Regions from separate parts of the Mus musculus genome. Here region 2 is linked to region 1. The links are chromatin loops, found by intact Hi-C in ENCODE. Cell type or tissue: heart. All regions are shown on one strand. Each heading gives the region's core, and the rest is flanking DNA. Links, peaks and the distances in the headings are about the cores only.

Evidence for each region. Hi-C counts contacts between places; a loop is a spot of excess contacts. Peaks named below come from ENCODE experiments on the same cell type or tissue, not always from the same donor. Only the 100,000 strongest peaks of a DNase experiment are listed, where the experiment ranks them.
Region 2: it touches region 1 in a loop (4-fold over the local background); 2 of 42 quality-filtered maps call a loop at or near these places.

What each region holds. Positions count from the first base shown.
Region 1 is chr15:73,416,280-73,424,607 of GRCm38, forward strand. It overlaps Ptk2 (PTK2 protein tyrosine kinase 2), which reads right to left and starts at 6,912. Exons shown (of 35, transcript NM_001358046.1): 1 at 6,730-6,912. In heart, for the core only: CTCF peaks have their summits at 3,267, 7,081 and 7,670; DNase peaks (open chromatin) are centred at 5,242 and 6,982; H3K4me3 peaks cover 3,222 bases; H3K27ac peaks cover 2,666 bases.
Region 2 is chr15:73,743,103-73,751,430 of GRCm38, forward strand. It overlaps Ptp4a3 (protein tyrosine phosphatase 4a3), which reads left to right and starts at 4,924. Exons shown (of 6, transcript NM_008975.3): 1 at 4,924-5,363; 2 at 8,027-8,328. In heart, for the core only: a CTCF peak has its summit at 4,201; DNase peaks (open chromatin) are centred at 3,629, 4,509, 5,159, 7,609 and 5 weaker places; H3K4me3 peaks cover 4,603 bases; H3K27ac peaks cover 8,000 bases.

The DNA of each region.
Region 1 (8,328 bases), core at 37-8,036:
CTTGCTATCTCATTTGTTATTTTTGATTTCACAGTTGATGAGAGAGACAAACAGGCATTTCATATCTCACCCATTGCTTGAATTTGGGATTGCATGACCATTATCTCTGCTCCTTCTCTACCTCTGCAACTACCTTGATATTTTTTCTAAAAAGTCACTTAGAACAAAGTCCTCTAGTCTTTCTGATAGACTCCCTCCAGACAGGTGGTCTTTTATCTTTATTCTCCAAGTACCAATACACTGACAGAGACCCCTGCCACACATCTTTTCCCAACCACCACCACAGTGTGTGTGAGGAAGCTCTGAATCACTTAAGAATACTGAAGAATAATAGAGCTCTTGCCACTGAGCTTGCAACAGTCCCTTCAACAGATGCACTTCATGCTACATAGGGCATACAGATAAAAGGCGAGTAACTTATTTTCATCTGTGCAGATTCTTTATCTAAAAAGAGGTGACATGTGGCCAAAAGGCAAAAGCAAATGTACTAAACCAAGTGTGCCTGCAACCTCAGCACAGAGAATGGGAAGATAGGTGACATAGGAGAAGAGAGGAGGAGAAAAAGGAAGATAAGTGAAAAGAGAGGACAAAGGAAGAGGAAAGATGGATGGATGATTTATATGAATTCAAAGCTAAACTTAAAATCAATTTATACAATACTGCTTCATTAGTCACCCAAAGGCTTGGCAATCCCCCTGACTTAGTAAATGCCAGCCAACATTTTGGACCAAAACAAAACCACCAGGGAATTTAAAACTTTGCCTTAAGCACCAACATGTACATTCTATCCTATTTGCCAAAAGCTACACACCCAGGAACCACACAACCTGTTCTTTCCATGCAAATTGTTCATTTAAATTCCAAGCCAAGACCAAAAGACTTAAGTGGTCTCAGCATAAAACATGGTAAATTAAAACGTAGTTGAGGTGTTCTCAAGATTCTGAGAAATACTAAAAACAGCCAAGACTGAAAAAAATGAGAGCAAACTCACTGGCATACACACATCTCAACTCAAAACCAACATTTCAAACTGCTCTAAAGCTGTAGTTCACAACCTTATTGCCCATCTGAGCTCCCAGACAGCAAGCTCAAGCATTATTCACAGTCTGACAAGATTCTCGGTGAAGGCACTGTTTCCTGCTGTCACCACTTGAAATCAATGGGAGGCCTAGAAGAGGCTGGGTGGAATGTGTACCTTCTGAGTTTCCTCTACAAGGTACAGCAAGGCTAAGGGAGGTCCTGACCAAAAAATCAGGAACAGATTCTGTACTCAAATGCTAGTTTCTCTTATCAGTGAGGACACTGTCACCTGTGACTCAAAACACTGCACATGGATAGCATCCATGCAGTGAAAAACTGTGAGCAGGTCACAGCACACTTGTAACTGCCACTTTCCTGTACGTGGCTGTAGGATATGTCAAGCCCTTGAAAAAAAAAAAATCCAGTTGATGAACACAGACTATCCTAGAGCTTCTGGCATCCCATATCCTTCTATTTTTTCATCTTGTTTTCTGAAGTGCTAAGGATTGAACCCAGCCCTTACACACTCTAGGAAAGTGATTTACTACTGACCTACACTCTCAGCATGGATCCTTTCTAAATCCCACTCATTTTGCCTCACTTTGAACAACTGCTTCCCTCAAACCTGAGTTGAATCCTAATATGTAAGACTAATTCCTATAAAAACCAATTTCTATGAAAAAAGAAACTCAAAACTGTCAAATGGCACAGAAGCATTTTTTTTTCTGATCCCAGTAGCCTGAGTGACCCAATTCTACAATAATTAATACACCTAGGTTCTTCCAGTTGCTCATTCAAAAAGACTATGTGACAGAAACTGGGAATGCAGTGGGAAATAAAAGGGTATTTCTGTCCTCTTGGAAGACACTGAATCCTCTAATAACATAGAACACACAGAACTGTTCACAAAGATGATCATATGGCACTCTGGTCAAGTAAAAGCAGAAACTGTAAGTGCCTACAGTCACAGTGGAGTCCAAGATTCACAATGATAGGAATTGTAACAAAAACTGTGTCAAAAAGGAAACCCCAGGGCTGGTGAAATGGCCCAGCGGTTAAAAGCACTGACTGCTCTTCCGGAGGTCCTGAGTTCAAATCCCAGCATCCCAGCAACCACATGGTGACTCACAACCACCCATAATGAGATCTGAAGACAGTTACAGTGTACTTACATAAATAAATAAATTAAAAAAAAAAAAAAAAAGGAAACCCCAGACACAGACAACCCAAAGCAGAACTTCTGAGGTCCTTTTGAGGCTGGGTTTTGGTCCGGTGGCCTCAAATAATGGAATTGAGAATAAGTCTTTAAAACATGATGGAAAATTCCAGATTCATAGAATAAATAAACACACATCAGAAATCTTTATACCAGTGGTTCTCAACCTATGGGTCATGATCATGGGAGGTCAAATATAAGATATGCTACATATCAAATATTTATGATTCATAACAGCAAAATTATAGCTATAAAGTAGCAAAAAAATAATTTTATGGGTGAGGGGTCACCACAACATGAGGAACTGTTTAAAGAGTTTTAACATTGAGAATGTTGGGAACCAGTCAGGTGGTGGTGGCACACGCCTTTAATCCCAGCACTTGGGAGGCAGAGGCAGGCAGATTTCTGAGTTCGAGGCCAGCCTCGTCTACAGAGTGAGTTCCAGGACAGCCAGGACTACAGAGAAACCCTATCTCAAGAAAGAAAGAAAGAAAGAAAGAAAGAAAGAAAGAAAGAAAGAAAGAAAGAAAGAAAGAAAGAAAGAAAGGAAGGAAGGAAGGAAGGAAGGAAAATTTCTGGGAGTTACTACACAGGGAAGCTCATGCCTTGCCTCTTTGCTTTCCATAAACTGTTCCCCTTATACACATTAATCCAAGAACAATCACTCGCAGAAACCCTCGAGGCTGTGTCAGCTACTAAAACAAGTAAGCACCATCAAGCACTGTTCCACCCTTATATATCTGTATTTAACTAATTCTTAACTGACTCCAAATAACCAAAACTCTGATACACTCAATGGCTAGTCTATATTGTGCTGTTTAAGTCAGAAGCTCTGGTTCTGAAAGTGCCAAGACAGAATCTACTTATCTAAACTTCCCAGGTACCATCACTCACATTCTGAAAACCAGTTAAGCTTTGTCCAGTCCTGCAGGCCCTGGGTGGCCATTTCCCCTCCAGAGCTACCAATATGAGCCAGGTGACCCCCACAAGTTACTCTGAACTTCAACATGCAGGTCTTCTGTGTACACTAGGGGTGCTACAGCACCTGCAGGCCAACAGTTCTCATAGGAATAACATTGAAGCAAAATCCCCATCCAAGGCTGGGAAGGAGGAGAAACTCTCCCAGGTTTCCCCAGAAGGCAGTGACACTCACAGGGGCCCAGTGGTAAGATCACTCCCCTATTATAAGATGATTCCAGTCATTTTCTTTCCAGCAAGGGGAAGTATTCATCAGCAAGTTCCACATAGAACTACTTTAATTAATTTTAAGGCTGATAAGGAAACATCTTCATGTCCGTAAACTCTGGTCAACACTAGTAATGCTGTCTTCCAGCTCCAGCAGCACACACAAATTCTATTTCCCAGTTCCAAGATTGCAGATTAGATACAACAGCACCCACTAAACTCCACTTAAACTGAACGCTGAATCATACAGAATTCTCCGAATTATATTTCCATACTAGAACCCAGTAAAGATAAAATCTTTAAGAATTATAGGTAGTAGGCTTTATAATCAGCAATGCCTTTAAGGGATTTTAAATACGATCTATCATAATTCCTAGAAATTAGTACCAGAAACTGAGATATATAAATTTCATTTCTTGTACATGAGGCTGCTTTTCTTCCTTAAGTCATAAACTTTTTGCCAAAATGATGTAGAGGAACAAAGCCAAAAAGGCTCAAATATCCACTATTAATACAGTTCAGAGACAGTGGTCAAACACACCTTCTCAGTGTAGTCTAGTGAGACCAGTGTGTCTCAGGGGACCGGGAGGAGGCTGACAGCTGTACTCTTAAGGTCCCTGGAATTTATCACTACCAACACACACAAAAAACACAGCCATTAACTGCCAGCCTTTTAAATTTCTTGAACTTAAGTAATTCTAAAAGTATCAGAAAAAGATTCCAATAACAATTTATTGCTGATTATTTTAGGAATCTTAGTAGAGGAAATGGTAACAAAAATATGTATTCTAAGTGGTAGACTCCAAGATTTAAAGCAAAGCCCACAGAAACCATAATTGTCTGATTATTTTGATCTTTGCAGTGCTAGGGCTCAAACGCAGAGCTTCATGAACACTTGCTACCACTGAGCCACACTCCCTATATGCTTCTCCAATTGTAGTGACTATCATCACCACCACTGCTGCTACCACCAGCAATGATGATCCGATGATGATGATGATGATGATGATGATGACGACGACGACGACAACTACAGGCTGGTAAGATAGCACCACAGGAAATAGCACTTGGCTGTAATAAGCCCAGCAACTTAAATTCAACCTCTGGTAGAAGGCAAGAAGCAACTCCACAAAGTTGCTCTGACCTCCACACTTGCACTGAGGTACACGCCAACTTGCACACATATCATACACACACACAAATAATGAAAAAAAATTAACTTTTAATGTGACTGAATTTAAAACAAGAAGTGACCCAGGTAAAAATTCATCTAAACCGAAAATGTCTAATGCAAACTAAAAAGATTTGCACACTATATGAACATGTTGAGCCACATCTTTTGTAATTCATTTTTAATTATTTTCTCAAAATTAAGACCTAAGGGGCGAGTCGACTCAAAATTTCTGTGAACAAAGTTCCTACTTCTCTTACTCAAATTAACATCCCAAGAAAGGGCAATGATGTCAAAACTAGTTTTATTGCATTATACAGTGTAATATAAAATCCTTTCTTCTACATGCTCAATCATCTTTAAAGCAACTCGGGTTAACACCTCTTTATATTCTGAGGGAAGGACTGTGCCACTGCTCAAACTCCGAGCCTTTCACACGTAACACACAAAGAGCTAACTGCCCAGCCTACAAATGTCTTTTAGATCTCCCAATTCCTATGGAGAAGAGTTATCTAACCAGCTCCAGAACAGGGTTTTGAGGACTGGGGGATTATGTAATTTCCAACAACAGGATTAGAGTTCCAAACTACTTCACATACCCCGCTTCCTCCGTGCTGCCTCCTCCCACCCTTCACAGCTACTGCTGGAACTCCACCCCCAACACTTCCTTGTTTAGTGGGCTGCCAGCCTCAAACACAGTAGGTCCCATCTACTCTAGGGAGCTTGCCAAAGCTGTCCTGGCCCCACACTATGGATTTTGAGCCAAAAGGACTTACCTGTCCAGGCATCATCTCTTCCTGAGCCACACAGTCCTAAAAGCTGTGACTTGTGGGTCCCTCCCAAACAGAAGCCACCTTTGCCTGTAGATCACGTATAAGTTAGCTTATATGGCAATGTCCCTAACAAGATCCTTTCCAGGAAAATGTACTCTTGTAGCCTTTTAATAAGCTCAAGTGTCTTAAAAGGAGGCCAGGGATCGGCCCACTTACAACAGCCACAAATATAAAACTAAATTCATAATAATACTGGGAACCATGTCCACGTTCCTTAAAGTTTCCTGTTAGGACTGGGGGCGTGGCTTTGTGGACCAGCACGAACCGCGTGGGAAGCCCTGGTGTTTCATACCCAGGAAAAAAAAAAAAAAGTTCACGTTTAAATACTACACGAAACTCAACAGTATCACTGAGTGGAAATATTATCTATAGTGTATCTCCACAAAAATTCGGAGAATGCTAATGTTAGATGAACTAGCTCTTTTTATGTCTGCATTCACAATACTTCTGTCCCAGGTCACTGTTCAGAGACCTGTCTTTGAAAGGAGACTTTTCATTCCTCAGTTTATAAATACACACACACACAGTGAGGCGCTGCTATTTCACTTCAAGTAGTAATAACCCATTACCACAACCATGATAAAGCTTCCATTCTAAGTAGAAATGCCAGCGCTGGTCAGATTTAAAACGAACCCGCAAACTCTTGCAGTGCCTTCAGCTCCAACCTATTTCAACCAGTTCCCATAATCATTACAGTATTGCTATTATCTTGGTCCCACTGCCAAACACCCAGCTGCAGTCTAACTATGCAAGAATGAGACACTGTTGAAATGGCTTTCAAAAAGCAACTTTCTCCTCGGCGCATTTCTCCGCAAAAAAAAAATTAAAATAAAATAAAATAAACCTTACAATTAAACGACACAAGTGCGCACACAGACACGATCGCTCCTCCGAGCGGTGCCACAAAAGCAGCCGGCGAGGACCGGCGGGGACAGGCAGCGCGCCGTGGCGGGGCTGGGTCGGGGCGGAGGGAACTTGGACAGCACAATGACTCCGGGGTTCGTGCGGTCGCACTGGAAGCCCCGCGCCGGCCACCCCGCGGCTGCTCAGCACTCCGCCTGCCACCTCTTTTGTTTTTCGGCTTTCGGGCCTCCCGGTCCCCGCCGCGCCCGCCCCGCCGTCCCGGACCCCGCGGCCTCTCGCGCCCCAGCCCCGCGGCCTCCTCAGCCCTCGGGGCCCGGCCTGACGAGGAGCGAGGCCGGGGCGCGGTGGGGGCCGTGTCCGCCGAAGCCCGCACCGCGGCCCGCGCCGCCCAACGCCCTGAGCCCGCGCCTCCGCGGCCGCGGCCCGAGCCCCGCACTCACCGGCCACCACTGGGCGCGCGAGGCTGAGGCAGATAGAAGGCAGCGGGGCGGCGCCGGCACCGGCAGCCGTGCTCTCTCCCACGCGCACGCCGGGCGCACGGCGGTCCGGCCGGCGGCGGTAGCGGTGACGGCGGGCTCGCGCCCTCGGGCCGTGCTGAGTCGGCGCGGGCCCGCGCGTGCGCCGTGGCTGGGGAGCGCGCGCCCACACCTCGCGGCGCGCAATGCCTCACCTCAGCGCAGAGCTCTACGCCTGCGCAGTGCGGACCGCGCCTGCGCAGAGCAGTCCGGCGCGCCCGGCTCCTAGTAAAGTGTATCCCAGCTGTGCGGGCGTGGCGTCGTCCGCGGATAGCGCTGTTCCGGGATGACGAGGTGGCCCCTGTGGCCGCCCCAGGGTCTGCGGACTAGGCCTGGGTCCCTCACGGTCACAGGAGATCCTTAGCCGCACACACGCCGGCCCTGATCTTCTCCAGGCTTCACCGCTTCAATAGAGGTTCATGGGCTTTCTGTAGATGGGGAAACTGAGGCACAGAGAGTATTTTAATGGATCTCTGAAGACGGTCCGAAAGATCGTTTAGGAGTGCCTGGGGCCACTCACATTCCAGCCCCTTCCCGCAGCCCCTGTAGATCTTAAGACTGGGGAAGCCTTTCGGGGACACTGGGTGGACAGGAGGGCCAGAACGGGAGAGCCACTGTGGATGGCTGCTGGCTTAAGAGCCAGTTCCAGCGCGGAACTTACCACGAAACGTGAGACTGGGGGGACACCTTTGCCTGAATCAAGCAGGTGGCCCTGTCCTTCCGAGCCGTGCCTAGTTTCCCTGAGTTTGTTTTTGTGCAGCAACCCTACGGAGAGTCTTAAGCAGGAAGTGGTGACTGATTTGTGATCTCTGAAAAAAAAAAAGGAAAAAAATCACTGGCATCCTTGCGGTAGGAAATGAAACCAGAAGCGGGGAACTTTCATTTTTAATGGTGTCATTTTGATCTTCGACCACAAGCCAACGAGCAAGCAGGACAGGCAGTGAAAGGTGAACACAGAACCACCAACCACTACATACCTGGGAGCTGTAATTTACTCAGGTATAATAAAACGCTTTGAGTTGTCGAGATTTTGCCATATTTTAGTGTTTCTTTTTTATTGTTTTTTTTAATGAAGTGTATTAAACTTGGATTTGAACTAGTAGTGGTGGTTATGTTTGGGGGTTTTTTTTTCTCTCCCAGATTTATTTATTTTATTGTACTTGTGTGTTTTCCTTGAATGTATATATGGGTATCACACACATGCCTGGTGCACGTGGAGGTCAGAAGAGGGTATTGGATCTCTTCTGAAATTAGAGATAGTCGTGAGCCAGCCACCATGTTGGTGTGGGAATAGAATCTAGGACCTTTCCAAAGACAAGTGCTCTTAACCACTGAGGGATCCCTCTAGCTCTAGTTTTATTTTGTTTCGTTCTTGTTTGTTTGTTTGTTTGTTTGAGATATAGTTTCATGTAGCCCAGGCTGTACTAAAACTTTCTGTGTAGCTGAGGATAGCCTTGAACTCCAGCTCTTTCTACTTCCATCTTCTGGTGCTGGGATTACAGATTATGTCACAATAGCCAACCT
Region 2 (8,328 bases), core at 212-8,211, 330 kb after region 1:
TGTGTCGATACCCTGTTTGGGCTACCCCTGAGCTCAGTCCTGGGGCTGCTATATCAGGGCTCCTGCCTCCACCTCTGACATAGAGGGAAGTGAATAAAATTAGCTGCAAGGGAAGGGTAAGCTCGGAGGCCCCAGGAGGTGAATGTCACTAGCTCTGAATGGGAGGGTCCTTGTCTGGGGACAGCAGATAAGAGGAGCTTATCCCAGAGAGAAGGGTGTCATAGCACTTTCTAGGGGAAGTGGGGAAGGGTGTCACCCATGTGGCCAGAGTGGCATCTTTTTTTCCGGCAAGACCCAAGCTCTGCCTTTCTCTCAGCTCTCTGTCCATCGTGGGGTGCCTGACCCTCCCTCCTGTGGTACCCCAGCTTCAGTGTTGGCTGATCCACGTGTCCTTGTTACTTCCACACCAGCCATGCCATCAGAAAGTGGGCCAGGACTACAGTGGGTGGTGATGTGGTGGCAGCACAGCTCTGGTGGGCACAGAAGGACCAGTGAGGTCCAGAGCCTCCCCTATCACCTCAGCCAGCCATATGCTAACACCTTCAGCCTAATGGCTCCTATGAAGTGCAGGAGAGTCGCTTCTCATGCTGGTCATAGCTGTATACAAAGTGACGGTCCCCCTGGGCTCTGAGGGGTGTCTGGAGAGGCTCTGGAGGTGCCACGGTTGATGGGAATGGAGTGGGCCTCCTGCCATTTCCTTTGGTTGCCCATTGGGTGTAAAACTTCCGAGGCTGTGCAAGTCACACAATAGCAGACAGGAAGGAGGCCTCGGCTAGATTGAGTCAAGCAGAACGCAGGCAGCCCTCTCCTCCTTGTCTATCTGGCCACACGTAATACAGGGTTTCTCAATCTTGGGTCTCAGCTGGGGTTTGCTTGCATATTTGGGGAAAGACATGGGCCGGATCGTGAGCTGCCAGACAGGTAGACACCGGTGCTAGTTGCTGATGGAGAATGCGGTTGGTTCCTACCCTGGGAACTGAGTCTGCTTGAATGCTGCCGTCCCAGTTTCTCTTTTCCATGGTGACAATGTCCAGTCCCTGTTTCCCTGTGCTGTACCTCCCTGCCTAATATCTCATGCTCTCTGCAACCTCTATCTCTGTGATCTCTGGGAGTCCATTATGGCATTTGCTTCCTCAACCCTAATCCCGTGCAACAATGAGGCATGGAGGGAGCCTAGACGTGCTTTGCAGGTAAACATGTGACCGGGAGCTTGGGACACAGTGTGATCAGTGGCTTCCTGGAGCACGAGGTTCTGGCCTTGGGGGTGTCCGAGGCTTCTGAGGAAGAGAGCAGGGTTCCTGGAGGTGTGAATCCTGTACCCTATCATTTCTTCCACTGAAGGGTGAGTTTGGTAGGCTACAGGAGCCATGGAAGATGTGTGAGCTGTGGCAGGTGGGAGACACCATTCAATCTGCAGTTTGAGCCAAACCTTGAGGCCAGTCCTGGTGGCTTGCTGGGTGGCTTGACAGATGGACTGGTGTTCAATCCTGGTGCTAATCTGTGCTGGAATGTGAGACGTAACGCGCCCTTCCACACGGACACACGTGTCTGTTACCCACTTAACACTTTCCTGGGTGTGAAGGGGTCCCTGATGGAGTGGGATCCCTTTATCAGAAGGGTCAGACATCGTGGATGCTGTCCTTTGAGGCAGCCGGGTCTCCAGTCAGAGTCCTACGTCTTCTGCAGGTGTTTGGATGTTGGGTGAGAGAAGCCAGACGGCAAGGGTGAGAAATCCTGAGACCTGGGCTTGAACAAAGGGTGAGTTTGAGAGCGTATGGCCTTGGGGGACATCCAGACTCCAGTGGTCCTCTTCTTACAGGATTCAGGAGAGGAGGCAGTACTGTGCTCTGGGCGTGAGTGCAGCTTGGAGCGTTCTTGTTTCTGGTGACTGTAAGGGAGTTGAATTTCTGCCTTCATCCTGATGTATGGAGGAAACCCAGGCACAGAGTTCTTGCTCCTCTGGAGGAGGGCTGTCTCTCATGACAGGAACAGGAAGAAAAAGATCCAGGAGCCATGGCTGTGGTGTGGTGTGGGAGGCATTGGTGGGAAGATGTGAAGAGAGGAAGATAGGATGAGCTGGCCAGGGTGCCTCAGCCTTGAGCAGACAGCCCAGTGAGAGACAGCATTGGCAAAGCACTGCTCAACTCTGTATGCAGTAACCTGGGAAACGGAGGTACCCTGAGTCAGGAGTGATGCCTGCCTACAGCACAGCTGTTCTCTCCCATCTTCTCAGTCTCCATCCTGCTCAGCCCTGTGACTGGCACCAGGAGGTGCTCAGCATGCCTGTCTCACTGAGTGACTGAGTGAGTGAATGAATGAATGAATGAACACTTAGATTCCCTTCCTTTTGGGAAGGAATCCTAAGGTCGAGGTTAGTGTAGGAGGTCACAGGCTGTAGAAGGCAGGAGACATGTGAGCCAGGACTGAGCTCTTGGGAGGTGAAGTACAGCATAAGAGGAGGAAAGGGGTATCCTGTCAGCCATGACTGAGGCAACTCGTGGAGACAGGTCTACCCGATGCCCTTTGAAAGCATGGAGCTGGGGCTGGAGAGATGGCTCAAGGTTAAGAGCACTGGTTGCTCTTCCAGAGGTCCTGAGTTCGATTCCCAGCAACCACGTGGTGGTTCACAACCATCTATAGTGAGACCAGGTCCCGTTTTCTGGTGTGCAGACATACATGAAGGGAGAATACTGTATATATATATAAATCTCTTAAAAAACCACACATGTAGCTCATGGTGGACCTTCAGGGGTCAGAGGTCCCAAGTTTAGAAACCTGGTGGACTTCATGCACAATTACTTGGGCCCACTCTGTGCGCCAGTCGGCAGAAGTGACAGTTACAGCCTTTGATCTGCAGTGGTGTAGGCTGATGCCAGGCGTGAGGGTGCCCTCAGAGAGCGGGAGCCTGGGTCAGCAGATCACCACTGTGCTCCACAGGGCACTGTCAGGCTGAGCCTCGGTAGGGACGGCAGGAGCCTGCCTTCTGGAAACCCAGGTCTGTTTCCAGGTCACAGCCCATAGCATGCAGGGTGCTGGTACCACCTTGGAAGGTGGCTTCCCTCTCTAGCAGTGTGTCCTTTTATAGAGGTGGCCTTAGGCTCATCCCTGGCTAGCACTGATCCCAGGTGGCACAGGGCATCAGAGCAGATGGTCAATGCAGGTACCAGGAGTATGTCTGCCTACCTCCTGGGTCACCTTCTCTGGGAACCCTTCCCTGCCCACCCTGCCACCTGGGGCTCTCCTGTGGTCCCTATCCTGTGCATAGTTTCAGATGGCCCTTGAGGGACCAAGTTGGGGAAGTCCCTTAAAGCAAGAGGCAAAGGGGCAGCTGACATAGTGGCTCCTTCTTGGAAGGCATGGAGCTGCTCTTAGGGTGGCCTGGGTGTCCCCTCCTATGAAGTTCTCCCAGACCTCGAGGGCTGAGGTCTCGTGATAGGTTCTGGATGGCTCCCCAATCTGGACCTCTGCCTAGAACACCAGGTCATTTGTTCCTTCCATAAACAAGCGGGAGCTTCTTGGTGCCATGCCTGGGTGGGAGGTGGGGTATGGGTGGGGCCCAGTGCTAGGTTCCCCCTCCCTTTAAGGATGCCTTCCCTGGGCTGGGCACATAGCCAAGGGGGTTGGGGAGAGCCTGGGGTTAAGGAGCCTGTTTTGTGAGGGGTTGCACCCTTGGAACTGTGCGACACAGGGGTGTAAGAGCTTTGGATGAGTTCCGAGGGACTGGCGTGGGTGGAGCCTGCTAGGGTCTCCCCTCCTGGCCCCAGAGATGGGTTACTCTGGGAGGGCTCCAAGAAGGCTCTGGATGTGTTATATATAGACTTCTCCGAAAGGCTTGGGGCCCTGCCAGCTGTAGCAGGTGCCCCCAGGATTAGCTAGAGGCCCCAGCATGCTGGTGTGTGTGTGTGTGTGTGTGTGTGTGTGTGGTGTCACTTGGAGCCCCGGTTGCAGCCCTGGCTGGTGCAGCATCTCAGACGTTGCTGGGCCTGTCACTAACAAACCCTTTTCTAGACAACTGATGGGCCACCAGGGATGGTTTGATGTGCTTTCTCCTACCCACCTGGGATTGGGACCAGTAGGGTCTCTGGGGGAGGGCAAATCTCCAGTCATGGTCCAGCTACCTGGCTGGGTGACTTGGGGCATCTACTCAGTATCTGTTGTGTTGCTGGAGGCTGGTGCCTTGTGGAGGGTTCAGGATCTGCAGTCAGGATGGAAACTAGTGGAACAGCTGAGACCATGGGTCTGGTCAGCAACAATGCCGTTAACCTGCTGGATTTATAAGGGTGGCATATTCTGGGGATCTTAGGTGGCTGCCTAGCTTTCTGGGGGTGAGCCAGGATGGGGCTGCAATGGGATGCTCCAGCCTGGACGTTATCAGCCCTGCTTACCTGGGCCAGGGGGAGAATGGGGGATAGTAGGCTCTGCTGTGCAAGGTTGGCTAATGAGACTTCTCTCTGGGAGTATTAGGGGCATGCCCTCCCCTGGCTCAGGTCCAGCCTTTCAGGGATCATTCCTCTCCCCAGCACCAACTACTGATTGCAGGGCCAGGCCTCTGTCTGGGAGCCGGGCTTGGGCCAGGGTTCCCAGCAAGGCAAGGCCTCTGGGGATTCTGTGAGCTGGAACTCAAGCCCTGCACCAGAAGGCTCCCAGGGCGGTGCAGCCACTGGGGCAGGTGCGGACTGACATCTGTCTCCATTCTTGGGCGGGAGAGCACAGGGTTCCTGCCTGGGATGCCCTAGGACAGAACCAGGATTCCGTCTGGTCAGTGGAGCCCAGGAGACGATCCTGCTCAGGGGATGCCCTGGAAGACTTCAGGAGAGCTGGGTGGGTGTCAGTTCCCTTGGAGATGAGCCTGTGTAGAGTCGGCTCCCATCTCTTGTGTGACTCGAGTGTGCGTAGGTTCAGTGCCTCAGGTTCTTCAGCTGTAGTCTGGGAGTGGTGGCTCTTAAGGTGAAGTGTGGGCTAGTGCGGCTGAGCACACAGTAGCTGTTCAGTGTGCGCATATGAAGCTGGAGAGCTGGAAGGGTTCCTCCTGGCTTGTGGCCCCTCTGCAGAAGGAGGTCTCCTACCCAGCAGGATGCAGAGGGGATGGCAGGCGGGTCCGCGGTGGTCCTCTCCCTTCCTCCTTCCTCTTCCTCTGCTGGCCGCGCCTTTGTTTGCGTGCTATCTTTAGGCAGCAGGTGCGGGAGCCGCTGTGAGTCGGGTCGCCCGCCGGTCACCGCCCCCCCACGTGACGCCGGGCGCTATAAATAGCTGGGCGGCGGGCGGCGGGCATCCGCCCGGAGCCGGCGCCGCTGCGGAGGGCGCGCACGGGTCCCGGCCCGGCCGGCCGGCGCATGGAGGCGGCCGCACGCCTGCGGGCGCGGGTGAGCCGGGCTGCGGGCGGCGGGGACCCGGCCTCGAGGACGCTCCCGAACCCTAACCCTACTGGGATGGGCCCTGCACGGGATGGCGGCTCCCTGGCGGGCTGGGTGGGAAGTCCCGCTGAGGTCGGGGAGCTGTGTGCCCTCCCCACGCCCCACTACGGGTCCTTGGGGTCCCCAGCCCATCCACGGAGCAGTCTTGCCTGTCTTGACAGCACAGAGTCCTGAACTGTGACCCCTGACTCCTAAGTGTCACACAGGGTCCCATTTAGGTCCCTTCTGAAGCTAGATGCACTCCCACCCCACCACTTGAGGGTGTGGCTTCTGACTACCTCTGTGTCTTTTTTTCCCCCCTGGGGTTCAAGTGTTCCCGATTACTAGACTCGATGTTGAGAAAACCTGGGTGTCTGGACGGCCGGAGCTGGCCAGGGTCCAGAGAAGGTCCTTCCACGCCCCTCTGTCCCATGTCCTCCTCTGGCAAACAGGGACAAAAATGGGTCTTGAAAAACATGCCGGTCTGGGAGCAGCTGAGGGCTTAAGATACTGCTAGAGGAGGCTGGGCGGGGATAGAGAAGGGCCCAGGTCATAGTAGGGTCCTTAAGCACCAGGGGTGGGGAGGGTGTGGTGGCTTGACTGAGTGCCTGTTGAGGCAAGGTGAGCTCAGCTTCTGTTCACACCTAGAGCTGCTGGGATAGGGGTGTAGGTAGCCGGTGGGCCCACAAGCCTTGGCTCAGGCCTGCTAGAATGCAGTAGAGGTAGACCCCCCCACCCCCCCACCTTGTTCTCTGGTCTTCTTAACCCCATAGAAGTGATGTGTCCACCTGGGCATGGTGGCAGATGCCTTAAGTCCTAGCACTCAGGAGGCCCAGCCAGGTGGATCTCTGTGAGTCTGAGGTCAGCCTGGTCTACAAAGTGCGGTCCAGGAGGTAAGACAGGGACAGAGAAACACTGTCTCCAAAGGGGGTGAGCGGAGTGATGTGTCGGCAGAGGGGCTCCTTTTTGGGAGGGCAGCCACCATGTGGTTGAGCCTGGGTAGACTCAGGCATGCTGTGGGCATGCCCCTTTTTGCCCACACTTAGGGGTGTGGCCCAGACTGCAGTGAACTGTGCATGTATTATAAGATGCAGTTCAGCCTGGTGTCACCTATACATCTGGACCCCTGGCTCCATCCCCTCAGGCCTGGGGGGAGCATGATAGGCGGTTCAGGCTTCCTTTTCTCAGATGTTGCTTCTGTTGCCCCTGGAATCTTACAACCCAGCCCCAACCCCTGCAAGTAGCCAGTAGGTGCAGTTAGCTCTACAGGAGCCTGCCAGTGTTCTCTGACTCCCTGGGGCCTTCTCTTCTTTTCTCCTGCACACACAAGGGCATTGCAGTGTGCACACATGGGATGCTCATCTCAGTAGGCCCGGGTGTTTGTGTCATAACATGAGAGAAGGCTCTCCTTGCTTATAGCGGGCTAGTCGTGGCTCCGCATGCACAGGGCGTTGAGAACCTGGCCTGCCCAAGCAGGCACAGGACTCCTTTCTGCCCTCCTCCAAGGGGCCCCTCTATCTTAGCCCTTTCAGAATGGTGGCAGGGACTAGCTGTGAGCCATGGCACTGACTTGGAGTGGAGTGCTGAGCTGTTCTCAGGTGTAGGAGGTAGCGAGGGAGGATTCTGTGCTATCTAGTACAGTCGAGCCTTGGACGGTGGGGCCTGTGCCCGAAGCTTGGGGCCAGAGACCAGGGTCTTATGCTGGCCTGAGGCTCCAAGGGCCTGGTTTGCTTGGTGGGCAGCTGGAGAAGGGAGAGCTGGGGACGAGACAGAGAGGTAAGAGGTACGGGCAGAACTCTTCCAGATGCGATCCAGAAGGGGCCTTCCAGAAAGATGAATGCTGGGTGGGGGATGGGCTGAGTCCAGGGGCTCAGGCTCTACTAACTACTGGATCATAGCCCAAGGGACTGTGGTGCCCTCTTTTTCAACCTTCATCGTGTTGATGGGAAACGGGTCCAGAGAGGCCAGTGACATGCCCAAGGTCTCCCAGGCCGTCCAGGGGGTGGCAGGGTGTTAGCTAGCTGTTCTTTGGGGTCCTTGCAGAGGAGAAGGTGGAGGCCGATGTCCTCCAGTAGTGCCCTTCCCCTGGGTCCTGTCAACGGTGTGACTCCCTTCCTGGCCACCTGTGCTGTCACCTCCTTGGCATGAGCCTGGCAGCTGGCCCCTTGGCCTGTGGTCTCTTGCAAAGCAGAACGTCTTGTTTACCTCTAGTGCCTGGCAAGTCCCCGTAAGTTGTGGCTGTGGGTAGAGATTTCAGAAAGCCTGAGGGGCAGCAATTGAGGCCACTCAGCCCCTTGTCCCTCTGGCAGTACCCACTGTCCCTGAGACCTGCCCTTGCAGAACGATCTGAGCTTAATATTGTGCTGTGGCTAGCAGTCCCAAGAGAGGGACCACTGCCCTTATGGGCTGTGAGATGGGGGACCTGGCTTCTGCTGCTGTAGGTGTACTCTGCTTGTGGGGTTCATATGCTCCTGGGGTGAGCCCTGATACCCTCTTCACCCTATCTCGGTGGCTATGTATGGCTCTCTTGTCACCACAGGGGCCTGGGGTAGCCCAGGCAGGAGTTGTCTGTCTGTTTCTGGGTTTCACGTGGAGAATCTGAGGACCTCCCATTTCTTTCTCCCCTCCCATAGATTGTGCCTTCTGAAGACCAGGGTGGGATTGATGGAGAAGCCCCAGGAGGGCAGCTCTGACTACTGCCGTTCCCAACACCGTGGGTGCTGCCGCTGAGGAGACCTGTACACCTCTGGCCCTCACCATTGTCCTTGCCTCCCAATGGCCTCTGCTGCCAGGCCGGAGGCCAGCACTGCTGCCTGAGCCCGCTGCCCCTCTTCAGGACTTGCCGTTCCCTGATGGGGTAACGTGACAGACCGGATCAGAGGCTGCCTGCCCACCACGGCCCAGGGCCGCTAGAGTTTGGTTGAGTTCAAGTTCA